Linked DNA regions of Homo sapiens: all the other regions are linked to region 1. Evidence: chromatin loops called from intact Hi-C (ENCODE). Cell type or tissue: GM12878. All regions are shown on one strand.

Region 1 (2,500 bases):
ATCACTTTACATTTTCTCCCTCACCCCACCTCCCACCTTAAGTTTCGTGCCCTGGTAAGGCACTCACCACAGGCACAAAATTTAAGGGGACACAAAAACATAGTAATCAAGAGAAATCACATTTAATATAGTATTAAAAAAATAAGTATCAATGCAAAAATATCTATGATGGACAACCTACCAACATTTTAAATACAGATCAGTGTTCTGTGTAGCCACAGTGGATCTTGAGGTGAAGGGAATTACATGTACCCATATTCAGGTTTTAATTTTTTATTTATTTATTTATTTTTTTGAGATGGAGTTTCGCTCTTGTCGTCCAGGGTGGAGTGCAATGATGTAATCTTGGCTCACTGCAACCTCCACCTCCCCAGTTCAAGGGATTCTCCTGCCTCAGTTTCCTGAGTAGCTGGGATTACAAATGCCTGCCACCACGCCCGGCTAATTTTTTGTAGTTTTACTAGAGACAGGGTTCACCATGTTAGCCAGGCTGGTCTCGAACTCCTGACCTCAGGTGATCCGCCCGCCTCGGTCTCTCTGGGATTACAGACGTGAGCCACTGTGCCCTGCCAATGTAGTTTTTAATCGTTATTTTTTTTTTCTGAAACATTGAAGTTGTGGAAAATATATTGAATAATTGAAAAGTGGGTGTATTAAAACGGATAACATTAATATAGGCTCAGATATCTTATACTAACAACAGAATTTATTACAATTTTAATTTCCTGGATTTAATGGAAGCAAACTTGTTGATACTATTCTAAAAAATAGCTCCCTTATTTATCTCATTTTCAACTGAGAGATTCACTATGACCATTTCTCTTGTCTAAGCGACCACCTTGAATAATCTTCAATAAAGTAAATTAAGTGTTAATATGGCCTCTGAGAAACAGCACACCCTTGCCCACCTAGGTTATAAACAAATTGAGGACAAAATGAAATGACGGAGTGATAGCTAAAGGTCAAAATATCACCTTGATTCCTACAGAGGCTGATTTGGAAGACTTGCTTGAGGCTTATTCAGACAAGAAAGCTTATTAGTTCTAAATCTCATGGTTGGGTAGACAAAACCAGCATATCAGGGCAGGGCTCCTTCTTCTCCTTCCCTAAGAGGGCAGAGCTGTCTCTGAAGAAGCAGAACTAGAGGCTACTCCCTTAGGGCATGGAGCTGGGTCCTGAGACAAAGGATGCAAATCAGTTAAACATGAACAGTTGTAGCAGGATGAGCCGCAGATAAAACCTCTCAGACACTGAGTTGTAGAAGGAAGGGCTTTATTCAACTGGGAGCATCGGCAAGCTGCTGCCTTAAAATCCGAGCTCCCCGAGTGCACAATTTCTGTCCCTTTTAAGGGCTCACAACACTAAAGATTTCACATGAAAAGGTCGTGATTGATTTGAGCAAGCAAGGGATACGTGACAGGGGCTGCATGCACCGGTGGTCAGAGAGAAACAGAACACGGCAGGGAGTTTCATAATGTTCTTCTATACAATGTCTGGAATCTATGAATAACATCAGCTTCTAAATCATAAGTTGATTTTTAACTACTGGGTTTAGGCCAGGCAGGCCCGGGCCTGGTTTCAGGCCTGGCGCCGGGCTGCCTGTCTTTGGTTTTACTTCCTTGTTGTTTTTACTGAATATAAAACAATATGAGAGGGGGTCTCTCTTCTCTCACAATTATTCTGCCTAAATTTACCACTCAGATGTCTCTGCACTTATTCTCAAGCAAAGAGACTTGGGGATAGAGGGATGCCAGAAGTTATACCAATGAAGGAACATCAGAAATGGAAAAGGAGGATTCCCCACTAATGCAAACAAGGCACATTCGGCCCCAGGACCTTTGCTTCTGCTGCTGTCTCTGCCTGAAGCACTCTTCCCCTAGGTCTTCACATGGCTGGATGCCTCTCAACATTGTGGTCAAAGCTCAGTTGTTATTCCCCAAGAAGTCCATCCCTGACCACTCTACTTAATGTGGTTCACTTGTTTATTTTTCTTTATGGAGCATCTATCTAAAACTATTTTATCAATACAATGTAAGTTCTCTAATGGCGGTAACCTTGCCTGTCTTGCTGAGCACCTCAAAGTGACCCTGGCACAGAGTAAACAGGTGTCTGAGGTGAGGGTTTTCAGATGCAGAGCTGGAGATCAGTTTTCTTGTGCAAATGCTTTATGGGGGGTGGGGGAGGTTCTGAAGAGAACTGAGAGATGTGGGACAGTGCAGGGGAAGAAGCTGATAAGAAGGACATGGAGTCAGTTCTAGAGTGATCAACCCTCCCATTTTACCTATGCCTAAAGGGTTTCCCAAAATTTTTAGTACTAAAACTGGGGCACTTTTAGGAAAACCAGAACTGTTGGTCACCTAGCCTCAGCCTAATCCCATAGGGGAGATCTGGTGCATATATTTAATCAAACAGTTGTCCCACTTTGAAGCCAGTGAGCCTTCCTTCAGTATAAGTCAGTGGAGGTGGCTCCCATCAGCTGAGGGCAATTCTCAAGAATGGC
Region 2 (2,500 bases), 130 kb after region 1:
TATGCACTTACTATTGGTTTTAGAGTAATTTCTTTGTGAATGAAATTGTCCAATCTCAATTTCCAACATGGCTTGCTCCATTTTAACATTCAGCGCCCTGTTCTCCTAACACACCTCGATCATTCATTGAACCTTGCCTTTCTACACTCCTTTAGATGGCTTTATGAAGATGAGTATACAAGTTAAATATTAGTCATACTTCAGGACTCAATTCATTTGCATTCTCTAGAAAACCTTCCGTGATTCTTTAATGATGCAAACACAATGCCACACTCATTCTTTGATTGTTTTTCATGTCTCTAGAAGTCGAGCTTCTTGAAGCCAAGGCTGCATTTTATTTGCTCTGTCTTCTGCACTCAGTACAATGATGGATGCAAAGTAAGATCTCAAAATGTTTAGAGACTGACTGATGGGCTAACTCTGTGGTTCTCAGCTGAAAGTGATCTTATGCTCCTATTCATGAGACATTTGACAACATCTAAATACATTTTTGATTGTTTAAACAGAGAGCTGTGGAAGCCGAGAAACCTTCAACTAATGGAATGAATACTACCTCCACTTTATCTTCATAGACTAAGACAAAATGTCAAATGTAGTTTTAATACATAGAGCTCAAGGTTACAATTTGCCTTCCCATCATTTTTTGTTGTTGTTGTTTCTGAACTTTTCGGTTTATTTTTCAAGGAAAAAAAAAACAACATAGAGTGACTCCATAGTTTGGGAACTTTATTTTTTTAATTTTTTTTTTTTTTTTTTTTTTTTTGAGATGGAGTCTCACTCTGCCACCCAGGCTGGAGTGCAGTGGCGTGATCTCAGCTCGCTGTAACCTCCACCTCCCAGGTTCAAGCAATTCTCCTGCCTCAGCCTCCTGAGTAGCTGGGATTACAGGCAGGTGCCATTGTAGCAGGATGAGTGGCAGACAAATCCTCTCAGACATGGAGTTGTAGAAGGAAGGGCTTTATTCAGCTGGGAGCATGGGCAAGCTACTGCCTTAAAATCCGAGCTACCTGAGTGTACAATTTCTGTTCCTTTTAAGAGCTCACAACACTAAAGATTTCACATGAAAGGGTCGTGATTGATTTGAGCAAGCAGTGGGTACGTGACAGGGGCTGCATGCACCGGTGGTCAGAGTGAAACAGAACAGGGCAGGGAGTTTCACAATGTTCTTCTATACAATGTCTGGAATCTATGAATAACACCAGTTTCTAAGTTATGAGTTGATTTTTAACCACTAGGTTTAGGCCAGGCAGGCCCAGGCCTGGTTTTGGCCCTGGCACTGGGCTGCCTGTCTTTGATTTCACTTCCTTGTTTTTTTTTTTTTTTTTCTTAAAACAGGTACTGAGCATAAAACAATATAAAACCATATGAGAGGGTCTCTCTCTTCCCTCACCATCATGCCCAGGTAATTTTCGTATTTTTAGTAGAGATGGGGTTTCACCATGTTGGCCAGGCTGTTCTCGAACTCCTGACCTCGTGTTCCGCCTGCCTCAGCCTCCCAAAGTGCTGGGATTATAGGTGTGAGCCACTGTGCCCGGTGTTTCAGCTAGTAAGAAGACAAATGCAAAGCTTGTTTTCTTGAATTAATAAAAATGTAATGCCTTCCAACTAAGTTTTCGGGTTAGAATTGTGAATACAGAAGTGCACCTAATGTAGTCAAAATTAGCTACCAATTTCAAGTCACATTACTGAATAAATTAGATTCCAGTGTTTGTCTATGTACATGTTGTTATTAATTACCCAGTAGTATTCCCCAACCAGCGTTTCAGAAATAATTGAATTTTTAAAAAATATCCTTAGAACACAAAGAAGTGTTCTTTCAAAGAACATGCAAACATGCAAACAAACAAAAAGCAAAAACAAAACCCCCCAAACTCAAGAGATTTTACTTAGGATTATAAGGAAATACATACCAATTTTGTAACCAACAACAGTGGCCACAAATATAGACTCTAGCACAGCAAACATAAAGAGTGTCTGCTCATGTGTATGTGTGTATGTTGATCTTCTGCAGCTCACAGATAGATAGATAGATAAGAGAGATAGATGATAGATAAGAGAGACAGATGATAGGTAAATGAGAGAGAAAAAGTGACAGGTAGCAGGAGATTAATATAAATAAAACATATATGTGTACATATAAATAAGTATTCTGGAGAGTACACACACCCACACACATGCACATATACACACAACCCATAAGCACACACACATGACATATAGAGCCTATTCTCTTGGTCATTAAGCTAGCATACACTCATTGTCAAAATTTTAAAAGGCACTGAAAGAATAGAATGCAAAAGAAAATAAAAAACACTGGCATATGAAATTAAGCACTAGGCAAAAAAAGTTGTCCATTTATTATATTTCTGCAGTACAATGAGGGAAAACACAGATGCATCTATGTTTAGGAATCAATTTCTATGCATTCTCCAGAAAACCTTCCTTGATCCTTTAGTGAAGTAAACTCAATGCCAGAAATTGAGGAACTGAGTCCTGAAGT
Region 3 (2,500 bases), 75 kb after region 1:
AGAATATCCACAGGTTTTATCAAGTTTTTCATAATCTTAATCTAATTTTTAAACTTCAGATGATATTCTTAATATTTAACAAGATATTAAGAATTGCTGCTCTTCTACAAGCCACTTAACCTTATGTGTGTCATATCTGTATAATGAGGTTATTATTCTTTAACTCAGAAAATTATGAGAAAATTATGAGATGAAAAAATGTGTAAAATTTGAACTATACAAAGAAAGGTCTCATGAGATCCCTGCTTTTCCATATCATGACCAGGAAGTCTAAATTTAATTGTATGTCAGTCTCTACTTCTACTAGTTAAGTGTTGATAAGTTTTCAACGCAGAACATTCGGAGCTCAGCAAGCCTGTGGTTTCCAGTGCTTGAAATGTTCAATAATCACAGTGTGATTTGATTTCTCTCCACTGGGTCTCTTTAAAGTTAGAAAGGTAAACATCCTAGGCTACTTTTTATCTCAGCTTAAACCTAATGGAGCTAGAGCCATCTCATTTTCATGAGACATTGGTGGCACAGTGATAGTAAGTTTCTTCCTAGCAACTCAATTATTTCTAATGATTTACACAAGATAATCACCGTTGATAAATATCCAAATTCTTAGAATGAGGAACTATCTCTTTCTATGTCCAGTTTTATATCTTCCATTGGTTGAAGCTTTTGCTGGTGATCAGATGTCAGAGATGTGGAATTGTCAACGAGAATGGGAGGAGAAGAGACGAACAGGGAGTAAAGATGTAAACATCATGCATCCTTGAGTGCATGAAAGCAGAAATAATCTGATTGTGTTGTCCAGGACTCTGGCTTAAAGTAAAAGAAACTAAATTCATCATGACTAACAGTCCAATGTGTTTTATGCTTCAGGGATGGCTGGTTCCAGAGGATTTTAGGATTTTTAGATAATGTGTTTCCCTTGCTGTCTCTTAACTTAGCCACTCTATTTTTTGGCCTCCTGCATCGCCCAGCTCTCTCCACATGGTGGCTTCCTGCAGCGACAGATTTGTATTATTTTACAGTTCATAATGCCAACAGAAAGTGAGTTCTCTTTTTGATTATTTTATCTGAAGTCCTAGAATTAAGTCTCATTGGCCTATCTTGAGTGTTAAACACATAAAATACCCAATTAATATGCTCAAGTCATGGAACCCTTTGATGAATCAAATGTATTTCATGTACCCACAGCCAGAGCTAGAGCATAATAAGGTTAACTCACAGGACTTACATGGTACCCCACAGGAAAATCAAGTCTCAAACAAATGGGACAGCCAAGAACAAGAACTGTCTACTGCATTGTGCTTAAAAACTAGCCTATAAAAATCATGTTGAGTTTTTATTGAATCATCAAATATTAAAAATCATAGGGACTTTGAATCTTCTATTTCAAACTTCTCTTTTTATAGATGTAAATTCTGAAACAGGAACGACTTCAGAGGCCAGTCTAGAGTCAGACAGCAAGTGATAGTGCCAGAAAAGGAAACTGGGACTCCAAGCTCTTATGCTCCATTGTCTGGGGAAAATGTTTACATTCGTAGATAAAGACACAGCTATTATATTTATCATGGAGCAAATTTTCCTCTTATTGCTTTTTTCTGTCCTCCTTTCATTCAGTACATATTTATTGGAGAGCTACTGTATCATCCAAGGCTTTCACCCCTAACTCTTTATTGAGTCCTTGCACTGTACTTAGCCTTGATTCAACATATATTTGATAAGCAGCCTATATGCTAAATATGTAGCTGGGATTGGAAATAAAATTAAGGATAACATATTCTAGATGAGAAGCAAAACAATCAATTAAAAATATAAATTATGGCAAGGGCTTTGAGGCAAATGACACGTAAGATGTAATTTGGAAAAGATAGAGATGTTAAAAAATTAACCTGAAAGATAGGGAGAAATTAGCTATACAGCACGCTAGGAGGAAGTGTATTTTAGGGGAAAGGATTCTCAGAAGGGCTGTGGCTAGAAGTTCAAAAAACACATTTGGTAAGAGCTTAGAGAAGGAGTTAAGAAAGTTTATAAATGTTCATGGCCTTGTAAGCCATATGGTATCTGCTATCCAACCCTACTGTTGAAGCATGAAAACAGCCATATGCGATGTGTAAACAAATAAGTATGACTGTGCTACAATAAAACTTTATTTATAAAACCAGGTGGCAGACAGAATTTGCTGACCCCTGGCATAGAGATTGAGAGGGAGAAGCAGGAGATGACATTGGAAGATAGGAAAGAATTTTGAAGGCAAGAGGACCACTGTGGCTTTAGGTCTTGAAGGATCTAAGTTTTTGCCTAAAAATATTATTATTTTTTTTTTTTTTTGAGACGGAGTCTCTCTCTGTCGCCAGGATGGAGTGCAGTGGTGCGATCTCAACTCACTGCAACCTCCACCTCCTGGGTTCAAGCAATTCTCCTGCCTCAGCCTCCTGAGTAGCTGGGACTACAGGTGTGCACCACCATGCCCAGCTAATTTTTGTATTTTTTTAGTAGAGACGGGGTT

What was found. A loop is a pair of places that touch in the nucleus more often than their neighbours do. Peaks named below come from ENCODE experiments on the same cell type or tissue, not always from the same donor. Only the 100,000 strongest peaks of a DNase experiment are listed, where the experiment ranks them.
Region 2: a loop joins it to region 1, with 6 times the contacts of the local background. A loop is called at or near these places in 1 of 110 quality-filtered maps.
Region 3: a loop joins it to region 1, with 5 times the contacts of the local background. A loop is called at or near these places in 1 of 110 quality-filtered maps.

The regions. Positions count from the first base shown.
Region 1 is chr20:54,982,442-54,984,941 of GRCh38, forward strand. No RefSeq gene overlaps it. Among named protein-coding and RNA genes, the nearest start is that of LINC01440, 440 kb to the right of the region's middle. In GM12878, no CTCF peak of the experiment used is centred here; a DNase peak (open chromatin) is centred at 1,140.
Region 2 is chr20:55,116,579-55,119,078 of GRCh38, forward strand. No RefSeq gene overlaps it. Among named protein-coding and RNA genes, the nearest start is that of LINC01440, 310 kb to the right of the region's middle. In GM12878, no CTCF peak of the experiment used is centred here; DNase peaks (open chromatin) are centred at 313, 993 and 1,253.
Region 3 is chr20:55,057,015-55,059,514 of GRCh38, forward strand. No RefSeq gene overlaps it. Among named protein-coding and RNA genes, the nearest start is that of LINC01440, 360 kb to the right of the region's middle. In GM12878, a CTCF peak has its summit at 972; no DNase peak of the experiment used is centred here.